2 separate regions of the Homo sapiens genome follow, and region 1 is linked to region 2. A link is an interaction called in ENCODE POLR2A ChIA-PET data of the cell type or tissue named here. Cell type or tissue: OCI-LY7. All regions are shown on one strand. Each heading gives the region's core, and the rest is flanking DNA. Links, peaks and the distances in the headings are about the cores only.

Region 1 (6,244 bases), core at 888-5,887, 260 kb before region 2:
CCATGTAGGCCAGGCTGGTCTTGAACTCCTGACCTCAAGTGATCTGCCCGCCTTGGCCTCCCAAAGTGCTGGGATTAAGGGCGTGAGCCACTGAGCCTGGCCTGGCCTGTATGTTCTTAAAAAACTACAAAGATATACATTAAAATGTTAACAATGGTTATTTCTGTTATTTTCTTCTTGTGCTTGATTTTCTAAACTTTTTACACTAAACACACCTTGCTACTGAAATGAATACATTTATGTACATGAAAAGGTTACAAAATAGTATACAGAGTGTAATTCAATTTTATTAAAACAAATAGGTATTTTATACCTATTTATAGGTAGTAATGCATAGGAATAGTCTAGCAGGATGTATATATATATATATATATATATAAATTTTATATGTATATATACACACAATTATATGTGAGTGCTTGTTTCTAGATAATAAATGATATTTTATTTTACTTTATTTTATTTTATTTTTTGAGACAGAGTCTCATTCTGTAGCACAGGCTGGCGTGCAGTGGCACGCTCTCAGCTCACTGAAACCTCCGCCTCCTGGGTCCCGGTTCAAACAATTCTCCTCCTCAGCCTCCCAAGTAGCTGGAATTACAGGCATGTACCACCATGCCCAGCTAATTTTTGTATATTTGGTAGAGATGGGGTTTCACCATGTTGGCCAGGCTGGTCTCGAACTCCTGACCTCATGATCTGCCCGCCTCAGCCTCCCAAAGTGCTAGGATTATAGGCATGAGCCACCGTGCCTGGCCCTTATCTTTTGTTTTGTTTTGTTTTGTTTTTAAGACGGAGTCTAGTTCTGTCGCCCAGGCTGGAGTGCAGTGGCACGATCTTGGCTCACTGACACTTCTGCCTCCTGGGTTCAAGTGATTTCCTGCCTCAGTCTCCTGAGTAGCTGGGATTACGGGGCACCCGCCAACAGGCCCAGCTAATTTTTGTATTTTTAGTAGAGACAGGGTTTCACTGGGTTGGCCAGGCTTGTCTTGAACTCCTGACCTTGTGATCCACCTGCCTCAGCCTCCCAAAGTGCTGAAATTACAAGCATGAGACACTGCACCCGGCCTATTTTCTTATTTATTTGTATTTTTAAAACTTTCTACAATGAGCAAGTAATTATCTGTATTATAAAAAATACAAAATCGCTAAACTAAGACAACTAAAATATAATTAAAGACTATTACAAATAAAACATTTTATTTTTAAGAAGAAAGAACGGAGAAAATGATGTCTGTGTTTCAGGCCATAATACTGAGTCTCAGAGAAGAAGGCCATAAGTGACAAGTTCAGCCCAGAACCTGGCTTTCTGCTTTTTCATTGTTACCTCTCCTACACCTGTTGTTCTCATACAGGCCTTTAAAAGAAATCCCTTTACTGTTCTTTTTTTTTTTTTTTTTTTTTTTTTTTTAAACAGAGTCTCACTCTGTTGTCCACGCTTGAGTGCAGTGGCGGGATCTCAGCTCACTGCAACCTCTGCTCCCGGGTTCAAGTGATTCTCCCGCCTCAGCCTCCTGAGTGGCTGGGACTACAGGCGTGCACCACTACCCCTGGTTAATTTTTGTATTTTTAGTAGAGACGGGGTTTCACCATCTTGGCCAGGCTGGTCTCGAACTCCTGACCTCAGGTGATCCACCCACCTCGGCCTCCCAAAGCGCTGGGATTACAGGCATGGGCCACTGCGCCCAGCCTCTTTACTGTTCATTCAGTGGGGCTTGGGGATGGAGCAAACAAAAACAAAAACTGCATGTGTTCAGGCTGCCACTTTTACCTGGATGCCTACACTCCCCATGTGACAGATTAGTCCCAAATCCCATTTGGTCCCTCCCCAGTAGTTCAGCCTCTAGTCCTTCAACTTCATCTCATAAGAGCTCTCCTGCTCCTGGTCCTTCATTTGCCAAGGTTCTCATAACCACACAGGTGCTCCAGACATGGCCAGACCAGCCAGGGCATGAACAGGAGGTAATCCACAGGGCAGGGGACCATGCTGCTACAAATGGGCTAGCAGTATTCAGTAAATGTTCACTCCGTGCTAGGCACTGTGGAGATGGTCAGGGATTCCCCGAGCCAAACTTCTAACCCCTTTGGGAAAAGAAAACACACTCGTGTGAAAAGTTAGATGCCAATTAGGGTTTTTCCAAGTAGGATACACTTGCAAAATGAGCAATGGAAAGGAACAGAACATAGAAAATGTGACAAAACCATTTCACAGGCATTACCTTTTAAAAAGCAGGCTATTAAAATTGGGGATGACTATAGAAAACAAGTCAGAGAACAGAAAGAAAAGCCATACACTAACTCATCAAGAGTGATTGTCTTTGGGTGGTGGGAATGTGGGTGATTTTTTTTTCTACTTTTCTACATTTTCCTTTTTTTTTTTTTTTTTTTTTGTGAGACGGAGTTTCGCTCTTATTGCCCAGGCTGGAGTGCAATGGTGCAATCTTGGCTCACTGCAACCTCCGACTTCCAGGTTCAAGTGATTCTCCTGCCTCAGCCTCCCGAGTAGCTGGGATTACAGGCATGTGCCACCACACCCAGCTAATTTTGTATTTTTAGTAGAGATGGGATTTCTCCATGTTGGTCAGGCTGGTCTCGAACTCCCAACCTCAAGTGATCCGCCCACCTCGGCCTCCCAAAGTGCTGGGATTACAGGGGTGAGATACCGTACCCGGCCTTCCATTATTTTCTACAACAGATTTTTATCACTCTTATTTGTTTAGTTTTTAAAAGCACTATTATTATTTTTTGTTTCAAAAGCAGTACAGGATCATTGTGAAAAAACCCAACAATTCAGATTTAAAATTTTTATTGTATAATACAGAAAGTAGAGATCCTTTTAATTTATAATATATGTCTTGGTTTTTGTTTGTTTGTTTTTGAGACAGGTTCTTGCTCTGTTGCTCAGGCTGGAGTGCAGTGGCGCAATCTCAGCTCACTGCAACCTCCATCTCCCGGGCACAAGCGATTCTCCCACCTCAGCCTCCAGAGTAGTTAGGATTACAGGTGTGCGCTACCATGCCTGGCTAATTTTTGTATTTTTTGTAGAGGCGGAGTTTTGCCATGTTGCCCAGGCTTGTCTCAAACTCGTGGGCTCAAGTGATCCTCCCGCCTCAGCCTCCCAAAGTGCTGGGATTACATGTGTGAGCCACTGCGCCAGGTGCAATGAATCTTATAAGTGGCTATTGCCTTTGCTAGCATCTTGGAATCTTTGTCTTTGGGACTGTTACAAGATTCGGGATGTGAGGCTTATACCCGCTGTGGTCTTGTTTCCCCGCACCTAGGCTGTTGCCTGGGTGGGCCAGAGAAGAGCTCTAGACTGCCGTGCGGTCTCCTATGGGAACTCTCTGTAGAGAAATGCTGGAGGCCCTCCCGCAGACGCACTCTTTCCTGTCCCTGCATCCTTCTAGGCAAAGCCAGTGCCATTTATGTCCTATTTGGGTCTTGTGAGTCTAACATCTGGTTGAGCCAAAGAAGACCCCCAGAGGGGGCACTGCAGGAGATAATACCAATATCTTCCTCCCCAGGATGAAAGGTTTAAATGAGATAATATACACTGAGTTGCTGTCAGAGGACGTGACAAGTGTCAGCTCCCTTCTCTCCATCCCAAAAAAGAATACCTGGTTTTGGGGTCTTCTCGTTTTTTCCTTGGTGGAGAAAGGCCTGCTTCTGGCTTCCAGTCTGAACACTCAAGCCCTTTTTCCTTCTTCTTTGCCTTTTCTCTTTCCTCTCCTTTTTCTCCTTTTGGGGGTCCAGGGGAGTCTGAAAACAAAAGGGTGGCATTGTCCCTCAGCTAAGCTCTGTCTCAGCAGAACCCAGCATGACTTAGTGGGGAGAGAGCAAAGGGCAGGGACGAGGACAGCTGCACACACACTCCCAACACACACACAAACACATTTACACACAAATGCACAAACAACAGGAACGTGTGTACAAATACACAGTCTCACATGGGGACATTAATACATTGGCAAACACATCTCTGCACATATTAAGACAAATGTGTGCATGTAGACATGTACTATATAGACAAATGCATGAGAGCACAAACACGTAAGTGGCACATGTACACAAAACTCACAAGTCTACAAATCTTGCACTTGTGTACACAAACATTGGCAGTCCCCCACTAGCTACCTCCCGGATCCAGAGGCCATCTGTCACTGATTAAGTCACTCAACAGACATACACTGAGTGCTGGCTATGAGCCAGGCCCAGTCCTGTCCCAAGTGCTAGGAGAAAAACAGGGCTCAAGACAACCTTGTCCTCTCTCACCTAGCAGCCGCTTCCAGTTTTTGATAAGGACTTTGGCCAAGGACACCACCTCCTTGTCTGAGCAGTGCTTGCGGACCCCATTAACAGCAACTCCAATCCTGGTTGTCTGCAAAGTGAGAGGGTTAAGGCATAATCTGGGAATGGATACACAGGAATGGCTGCCATCATTGGCAGATCCTGCCCCAGCTCTACCACCACCTCCCCTTCCAACCTGGACCCCCAGAGTCCTAGCCCTGACTCCTGGCTGAGGTCAGAACCCCACTACTGTAACTAAGGCCCTGCTCTGCACGAGGCCGAGGGCCCAGGGCTAAGCCTGACATGGAGGATATCTGTAGCTTTGGTGAAACCTGAACCTAGGGTTGGGGGTGGCACTTGGCTGACTGTCAGGACCCCTCCCATTCCCAACCCTCTAGTGTCTATTTTTTTGAGATGGAGTCTCGCTATGTTGCCCAGGCTGGAGTGCAGTGGTGCAATCTCAGCTCACTGCAACCTCCACCTCCCAGGTTCAAGCGATTCTCGTGCCTCAGCCTCCTGAGTAGCTGGGATTATAGGTGTGCATCATCGTGCCCAGCTAATTTTTGTATCTTTAGTAGAAACGGGGTTTCACCATGTTGGCCAGGCTGGTCTCGAACTCCTGACCTCAGGTGATCTGCCTGCCTCGGCCTCCCAAAGTGATGGGATTACAGGTATGAGCCACCGTGGCCAGCTCACTCTAGTGTCTTTGAGCTCCAGTTTCAACTGAGACAGCAGCTCCGGCTATGAGACCTTGCATCTGTCTGTGCTGATTTTTCAGGGCCAGGAGCTTTTGGTAAATCTGGGGACTTTAAGGGCTACACAGGGATTTTAAATGGGGGCTTTTCCCTCTCCCTGGATCATTGGCCTCTTGGATCCCACAGGCCCAGGGCCTTGGGAATTGGGGTATTCAAGAAAAGCGAACCAGTCTTGCTCCAAGGCCCAGAGGTCCCCTACACCTAGAAGATACCCTCTCCGCCCCCGAGATGCCCCTGTGTCCCCCTCAGTCCCTCCCTGGGAGGTCTCCACCTCAAGATCCCCTCCCCACAGGCCCCCCTCAGAAATTCCTCCCAGACTCCACCTTCCCCCACCAGGGGTCTTTCCCTCCCCCACCAGCTCTCCCCCCAGGCACTGTCCCAAGGCTTCCCACCCCCGCCCCACCTGTAGTAGCTGGATGGACATCTGGCAGCTGTGCAGCTTCTTCAGAAGGTCCAGGGCCCCTTCCTGTGGGAGGCCACAAGGTGAGGACTGGGGCCTGGGTCCTGACCAGGCTTCTCTGACTATTGTGTGGTCTTGGTACAGAGAGCAGGAGGATACAGACAGACATGTGGCCGAAGGACAGGCAAGGGGCAGAAGGAAGGAGAGAGACGAGAAACAATCTGTCCTAGGTGGTGCTCTAACTTCATCCCCCGCCACCTGCTGGGTTCAAACCCTCTGAGCCAGGCTCCTGACCTCCAGCCTTTGGTTCTGCTGTGCCTCTCCCCAGGAATGCCCTCCCCCTTCCCCATCTTTCCTCCCAAATGAATTCCTTCCTGGCTTATTGTTGCTCGTGTGCCTGTAGCGTCCTTCCCTTACCTCCCCACTGTGAACTTCGCAGGGTGAGGACTGGGAGCCTTTTAAAAAACAAAACAGAACAGTTTGGCCAGCATGGTGGCTCACACCTATAATTCCGGCACTTTGGGAGGCTGAGGTGGGCGGGTCACTTGAGGCCAGGAGTTCAAGACCAGCCTGGCCAACATGGTGAAGCCCCATCTCTATTAAAATACAAAAATTAGCCAGGCGTGGTGGCGCATGCCTGTAATCCCAGTTACTCAGGAGGCTGAGGCAGGAAAATCGCTTGAGCCCAGGAGATGGAGGTTACAGTGAGCCAAGATCACACCACTGCACTCCAGCCTGGGTGACAGAGCGAGACTCCAACTCGAACAAAACAAAACAAACAAAAAACAGCTTTTTTGAGGTA
Region 2 (6,244 bases), core at 538-5,537:
AGTAAGACCTTGTCTCTAAAAATTTAAATTTAAATTTAAAAATTCAAAGACTTCTCCATCACACTGCCCTGTTACTGTCCCTTCTGACTCTCACCTTATTTGGGAACTTTCTTCTTGGTTGATGGGGAGCTTTAGAAGTAGAGGTAGGCCAGGTGCAGGGGCTCATGCCTGTAATCCCAGCACTTTGGGAGGCCGAGGAGGGCGGATCATGAGGTCAGGAGCTCGAGACCAGCCTGACCAACATGGTGAAACCCTGTTTCTACTAAAAATACAAAAATTAGCCGGGCATGGTGGCATGTGCCTGTAATCCCAGCTACTCAGGGGGCTGAGCCAGGAGAATCGCTTGAACTCAGGAGGTGGAGGTTGCAGTGAGCCAAGATCACGCCACTGTACTCCAGCCTGGGTGACAGAGCAAGACTCCATTAAAAAAAAAAAGTGACCGTGGAGTTCTCCTTCTCACTCCTGGTCCAGATGGGCAAAGGCTCCTTCACATGCTCCGGGGTGCTGGACAAGCTAAAGGCAGGGTGGAAACACTGCTAATGAAGACATACCTGAGACTGGGTAATTTACAAAGGAAAGAGGTTTAATTGACTCACAGTTCAGCATGGCTGGGGAGGCCTTAGGAAACTTACAATCATGGCAGAAGGGGAAGCAAACATGTCCTTCTTCATGTGACGTCAGGAAGAAGAATGAGAGCCAAGTGAAGGGGGAAGCTCCTTAAAAAAACCATCAGATCTTGTGAGAACTTACTATCATGATAATAGTATGAGGGAACTGCCCCCATGATTCAGTTACCTCCCACCATGTCCCTTCCACCACAGGTGGGGATTATGGGAATTACAGTTCAAGATGAGATTTGGGTGGGGACACAGCCAAACCATATGAGTGGCATCCCATCAACATCTTTCTGTAGAAGTTCGGGACAAAGCAATACTATGTCACCATCATTGATGCCATGGGTCACTGTGACTTCATCAAGAACATGATCACAGTCACCTTACAGCTACCACCAGGGTTGCCTCGGCCCTGCTGTGGGGATGGGCAGGGGGTGTCCCAGGCCAGGTCTGAGCTGGGCCTTCCTCTCTCAGGCCAGGAAGACTGTGCTGTGCTGATTGTGGCAAGTGGTGTAGGAGAGTGTGAGGCTGGCATCTCCAAGAACAAGCAGATCTGTGAGCACACACTGCTGGCCTATACACTGGGCATGAAGCAGCTCATTGTGACAGTCAACAAGATGGACATCACAGAGCCACCTTACAGTAGTACATGCTTTGAGGAGATCAGCAAGGAGGTGAAGGCTTACATCAAGAAGATTAGTTACAACTCCCAGACTCTGCCCTTTGTGCCCATCTCAGGCTGGCATGGGGACAACATGCTGGAACCTGGCAGCAAGGTGAGGGCCGGCTGGGCAGGGCCAATTAAATGAGACTTGCCCACTTAAATCTTTGAGCTTCTCCTGGAATAAATATCCAGTATTCACAGTGTGCTCATGGACTGATCACTGGGAACGATCTGCATCCCCTTTTGGGGGCTGCTTTGACCTCCATGTTACAGATGAGTGACATGAGTACACCCAAGACTATATAATCAGTAAGCATAAAACTGTGCGGACTGATGTTGTGGCCACTAGGTACGTGTGGCTATTTAAATTACTAACATGAAATCAAATGAAATAATTCCTTAGCTACATTTCAAGTGCCCAGCAACCACATATGGCTATCATATTGAACAGTGAGTGCAGTAAGAATATTTACATCGTTGCAGAAAGTTGGGCAGTGCTGGCTGGATCTAGAATTCTAGCCAATGCTTACAGTATCTAAGTTATCTGACCTTAGGCAATGTGGGCGCAATATAAATGTGTCTAAGACACAGTCCCTCTGCTCAGGGATCCCACATTCAAATAGCTTTTGACATTCCTAGACAAGAATCTCCCTACCAAAAGAGTTGAGTTCTAACATCAGACCTGAATTCAAGCCCCAACTCTATCCTTTGCCCACAGTAAAGGAGCAGGTGAGGTATTAATATTAATGCTCTGGGCCTTTGGACTCACTTTACGGGGTTGTAAGAATTAAACAAAAGACTTTACGTGGACATCCGCTCACACAGACAGTTGGTGCTCGCAGGCTAATTGTTATTACTTAGTACATTTGCCTAAAGCCTACCTTTTCTATAATTAACTTGAGAATTCTTAGTCTTTTCCTCCACGTGTACATAGCTATCTTTTTCTGATTATAAAATTAATGTCTAACATCTTTACAATAAGCATTTCCTGCAGATATGAAGCATAAACTGCCACCCCGTGACTTATAGATAACCTAGTTATAGATAACCTAGTTTTCATGCAATTCTTTCTAGGTATTCACAGCTGGACTCAAACTATACATAATGCTCTATACACATTTTTAAAACTTTCTTTGCCATTTAAACTGTTGGAGAGTTAATGGGTGTTTTATATCACATCTCACTACGTAGGTAGGTTGGCTATATCCATGATTCACTGTAAATGGTGATTAATGATTTAAGACTGAGTGCTTTACATGTATACAACCCCATGATGAAGGCATTTTATTCCCAGGTAAAGTAAGAAAACTGGGACACAGTGCAGTTAGGTGATAGCCTGAGGTCACCACCTTCTATTGTTTCTAAATTTATTAAAAACTGCCATAATTGGGCTGGGCATGGTGGCTCATGCCTGTAATCCTAGCACTTTGGGAGGCCAAGGTGGGAGGATTGCTTGAGCCCAGAAGTCCAAGATATCAGTTGGCCAACATAGTGAGAGCTTGTCTCTACAAAAAAAAAAGAAAGAAAGAAAGAAAGAAAGAAAGAAAGAAAGAAAGAAAGAAAGAAAGAAAGAAAGAAAGAAAGAAAGAAAGAAAGAAAGAAAAGGAAAGAAAACTTAGCCAGGCGTGATGGTGCATGCTACTGAGGAGGCTGGGATGGGAGGATTGCTTGAGCCTGGAAGGTCAAGGCTCAGTGAGCCATGATCATGCCACTGCACTCCAGCCTGGATGACAGAGTGAGACCCCGTCTCGGAAAACAAAAAACTGCCATAATTAAGAATGTTAACTCTACTAAAAAAATTAAAACCTGTCATAAGCATCTTGGTAAATAAATCTTTCCATGTGTCTTTGGTAGTTTAATTATAATCAACTCCTAATGAAATAAATTCCTCATGAACCACTGGGCATGGTGGCTCAAATCTGTAATCCCAGCACTTTGGGAGGCTGAGGCTGGAGCATTACTGGTGGCCGGGAGTTCGAGACTAGCCTGGGCAATGTAGCAAGACCCTGCCTCTACAAGAGTTTCATTAAAAAAAAAAAATGAAACAAAGGGTAGGCATTATTTTTGGAATCTTCTGACACAGACTGCCCAATTGCCCTTGAGAAAAGACTAGACCTGCAGGGGCAGGGTGTCCCTTCAAATGGTGACTGAGCGCCAGTGTGCCGGGCACTGTCCTTGGTGCTGAGAGTGCCGCAGTGAATAAGAAGCAACTCTGCTGTTGGAGCTCAGTCTCCTGGGAGACTGGGAAGAGATAAGGCAGACGATGACAAGTGCTTCAGAAAATTCTACAAAAAGGTGAAGGGACACAGTATGGGAGAGTTACTGTACATCAGGTATTCAAGCAGGGGTGGGCTCTGAGATAACATTAGAGCAGAAACCTGAAGCTTCAGTGCCTGTTTCCCATAACCTGAGTATTATCACACATCTCAGCTAGTGAGACACATGAGTTTCATCCCCACGTCCTCCAAGCATTTATTACACACCTACTGTATTCTAGATGCCAAAAGAACAAAGCATGTTAGCCTGCAGCTAGTGAACTAGATATTCAACTTGTAGTTTGCTGACCTCATAGGCTTGTAGTAGCAGGACCATGGATTGGCATAGAACCAAGTGAGTCACCAAGTTCATCAAACCAACGGGTAAAGTTCATCACTACCTCACCCTCACTGCAGGCTCAGTGGGAAGAGGCTTGTATTTGAGTCTGGGGAGTTGGTCTCATTTTCAACTTCTGATCTGGTCATTTGCCAGTCACTGGGCCTTGGGCAACCCACTTCTGATCCTCAATTATCCTTTCTGAGAAAGAAAAATATTCCTTTTACAAACTTGAATTATTTATGTAAAAGTGCTTACTAAAAAATGCTTTCAAAGCCTCTTATCCACTACTCCTCCACCCCAAAAAGAGTTGAATATGAATAGAAACAGTAGCTTTCTTCCTTGGGATACCAATTTTTGAGTCCATGAGGCAAGATATGCTTTGTGTGGCTTCTATACTGTGTAGCTCTGGTTCTCTGCCATGGAAGGTTTCCCTTGTCTAGAGCCCCCTTCCCCCACCTGTCAAAGCCTCCCCTGATGCAATCACTGCATCCTCCCATGTCTGAGGGTCGACCAGCTACTGAGAGGCCTTCCTCTATTGTGCTAAGGTTGGAGTTGGCATTGTTTTCAATGCTGATGGGAGACTGAAGTTTTGAAGCCTATAGATTTACTCCAGGACCTGTGACGGGAAAGGAGAAGCATTTTATTGAGTTTCTGGCAGTGTGTTGGATCTAAGCCTATGTGTCTACCAACTCTGCTGCTGTGATAGTCCGGCTGCCCACTTAGCCTTTAATATCAGCCACCTTTGTTCCTTCTATGCCTCTTCTGTCCTGTGTTTCCAGTCTTTGAAGGCAAAGATTATGTCTCTGAGCTTTGCACTTGATCTTAGCCAAAATGCCAAGAAGCAATTGTCTGTAAGCTTTGGCCAGGGTTTTTAGATGAGTAAATATTATATCTTCTTAAAAGGTATGTGTATAATGCATTGCCATACTGAAAATCATCCCCCTGGAAGGTCTTACACTCAACAATGGTGGCTTTGCTTACAAGTCAGCATCCTTAGGAACAGTTTTGAGACCCTGAAGCACATTCTTCAGGGCACTGATATGGTTTGCCTCTGTGTCCCCACCCAAATCTCACCTTGAATTGTAATAATCCCTATGTGTCAAGGGTGGGACCAGGTGGAGATAATTAAATAATGGAGGCGGCTTCCCCCATTATGTTCTCATGATAGTGAGTTAGTTCTCACGAGATCTGATGGTTTTATAAGGGGCTTTTCCCTCTTTGCTTGGCACTTCTCCTTCATGCTGCCACGTGATGAAGGACGTGTTTGCTTCCCCTTCCACAATGATTGTAAGTTTCTTGAGGCCTCCCCAGCCATGCAGAACTGTGAGTCAATTAAACCTCTTTTCTTTATAAATTACCCAGTCTTGGGTATCTCTTTATTAACAGCATGAGAACGGACTAATACAGGCAACTTCACTGGGAAATGTCTGAGTCTTTAGAAACTTTAGTCTTAGTATTTATTTATTTATTTATTTATTTATTTATTTATTTATTTATTATTTTGAGATGGAGTCTTGCTCTGTCGCCCAGGCTGAAGTGCAGTGGAGTGATCTTGGCTCACTGCAACCTCTGCCTCCCAGGTTCAAGTGATTCTCCTTCCTCAGCCTTCCCGAGTAGCTGGGACTACAGGCATGCACCACCGTGCCAGGCTGATTTTTGTATTTTTAGTGGAGACAAGGTTTTGCCATGTTGGCCAGGCTGGTCTTGAACTCCTGACCTCAGGTGATCCACCCACCTCAGCCTCCCAAAGTGCTGGGATTACAGGCATGAGCCACTGCACCAAACCGTCTTAGTTTTCAGAATGAGTGTTAGAGGCCAGGCGTGGTGGCTCATGCCTATAATCCCAGCACTTTGGGAGACTGAGGTGGGTGGATCACCTGAGGTCAGGAGTTCAAGGCCAGCCTGGCCAACATGGTGAAACCCCGTCTCTACTAAAAATACAAAACTTAGCCTGGCATGGTGGCGTGCATTTGTAGTCCCAGCTACTTGGGGAGGCTGAGGCAGGAGAATCGCTTGAACCCAGGAGGCGGAGGTTGAAGTGAGCCGAGATTGTGCCACTCCACTCCAGCCTGGGTGACAAAGTGAGACTGTGTCAAAAAAAAAAAAAGAAAAAAAGAAAAGAAAAGAAAAGAATGAGTGTTAGAGTATTTGAATCTTACTTTTATTTTTACTCCTGACACTTATTTAACTTGCTGTATGTTAACAAGTCCCTCCCTTCTCTGGACCTCAGTTTCTCCACCTGTGTAATGAACAGATAGAATGGGATCTAAGGGATATTCAGATTCCAGGAATCTCTGCTTTCTGAAATATATTAGCTTGATGCAGGGAGCCAATCTCACAGTGCCTGTGAGATTTAATCATCATCATTTAG

Evidence for each region. Peaks named below come from ENCODE experiments on the same cell type or tissue, not always from the same donor. Only the 100,000 strongest peaks of a DNase experiment are listed, where the experiment ranks them.
Region 1: POLR2A ChIA-PET joins it to region 2 with 5 read pairs; 2 of 35 experiments call an interaction of 5 or more read pairs at or near these places.

Annotation. Positions count from the first base shown.
Region 1 is chr1:23,413,632-23,419,875 of GRCh38, forward strand. TCEA3 (transcription elongation factor A3) reads right to left here. Exons shown (of 11, transcript NM_003196.3): 2 at 5,446-5,508; 3 at 4,273-4,378; 4 at 3,618-3,759. Among named protein-coding and RNA genes, the nearest start is that of TCEA3, 8.0 kb to the right of the region's middle. RefSeq lists an enhancer at 5,511-6,069. In OCI-LY7, for the core only: no CTCF peak of the experiment used is centred there; no DNase peak of the experiment used is centred there.
Region 2 is chr1:23,669,823-23,676,066 of GRCh38, forward strand. It overlaps the pseudogene EEF1A1P48. Among named protein-coding and RNA genes, the nearest start is that of RPL11, 19 kb to the right of the region's middle. In OCI-LY7, for the core only: no CTCF peak of the experiment used is centred there; a DNase peak (open chromatin) is centred at 3,451.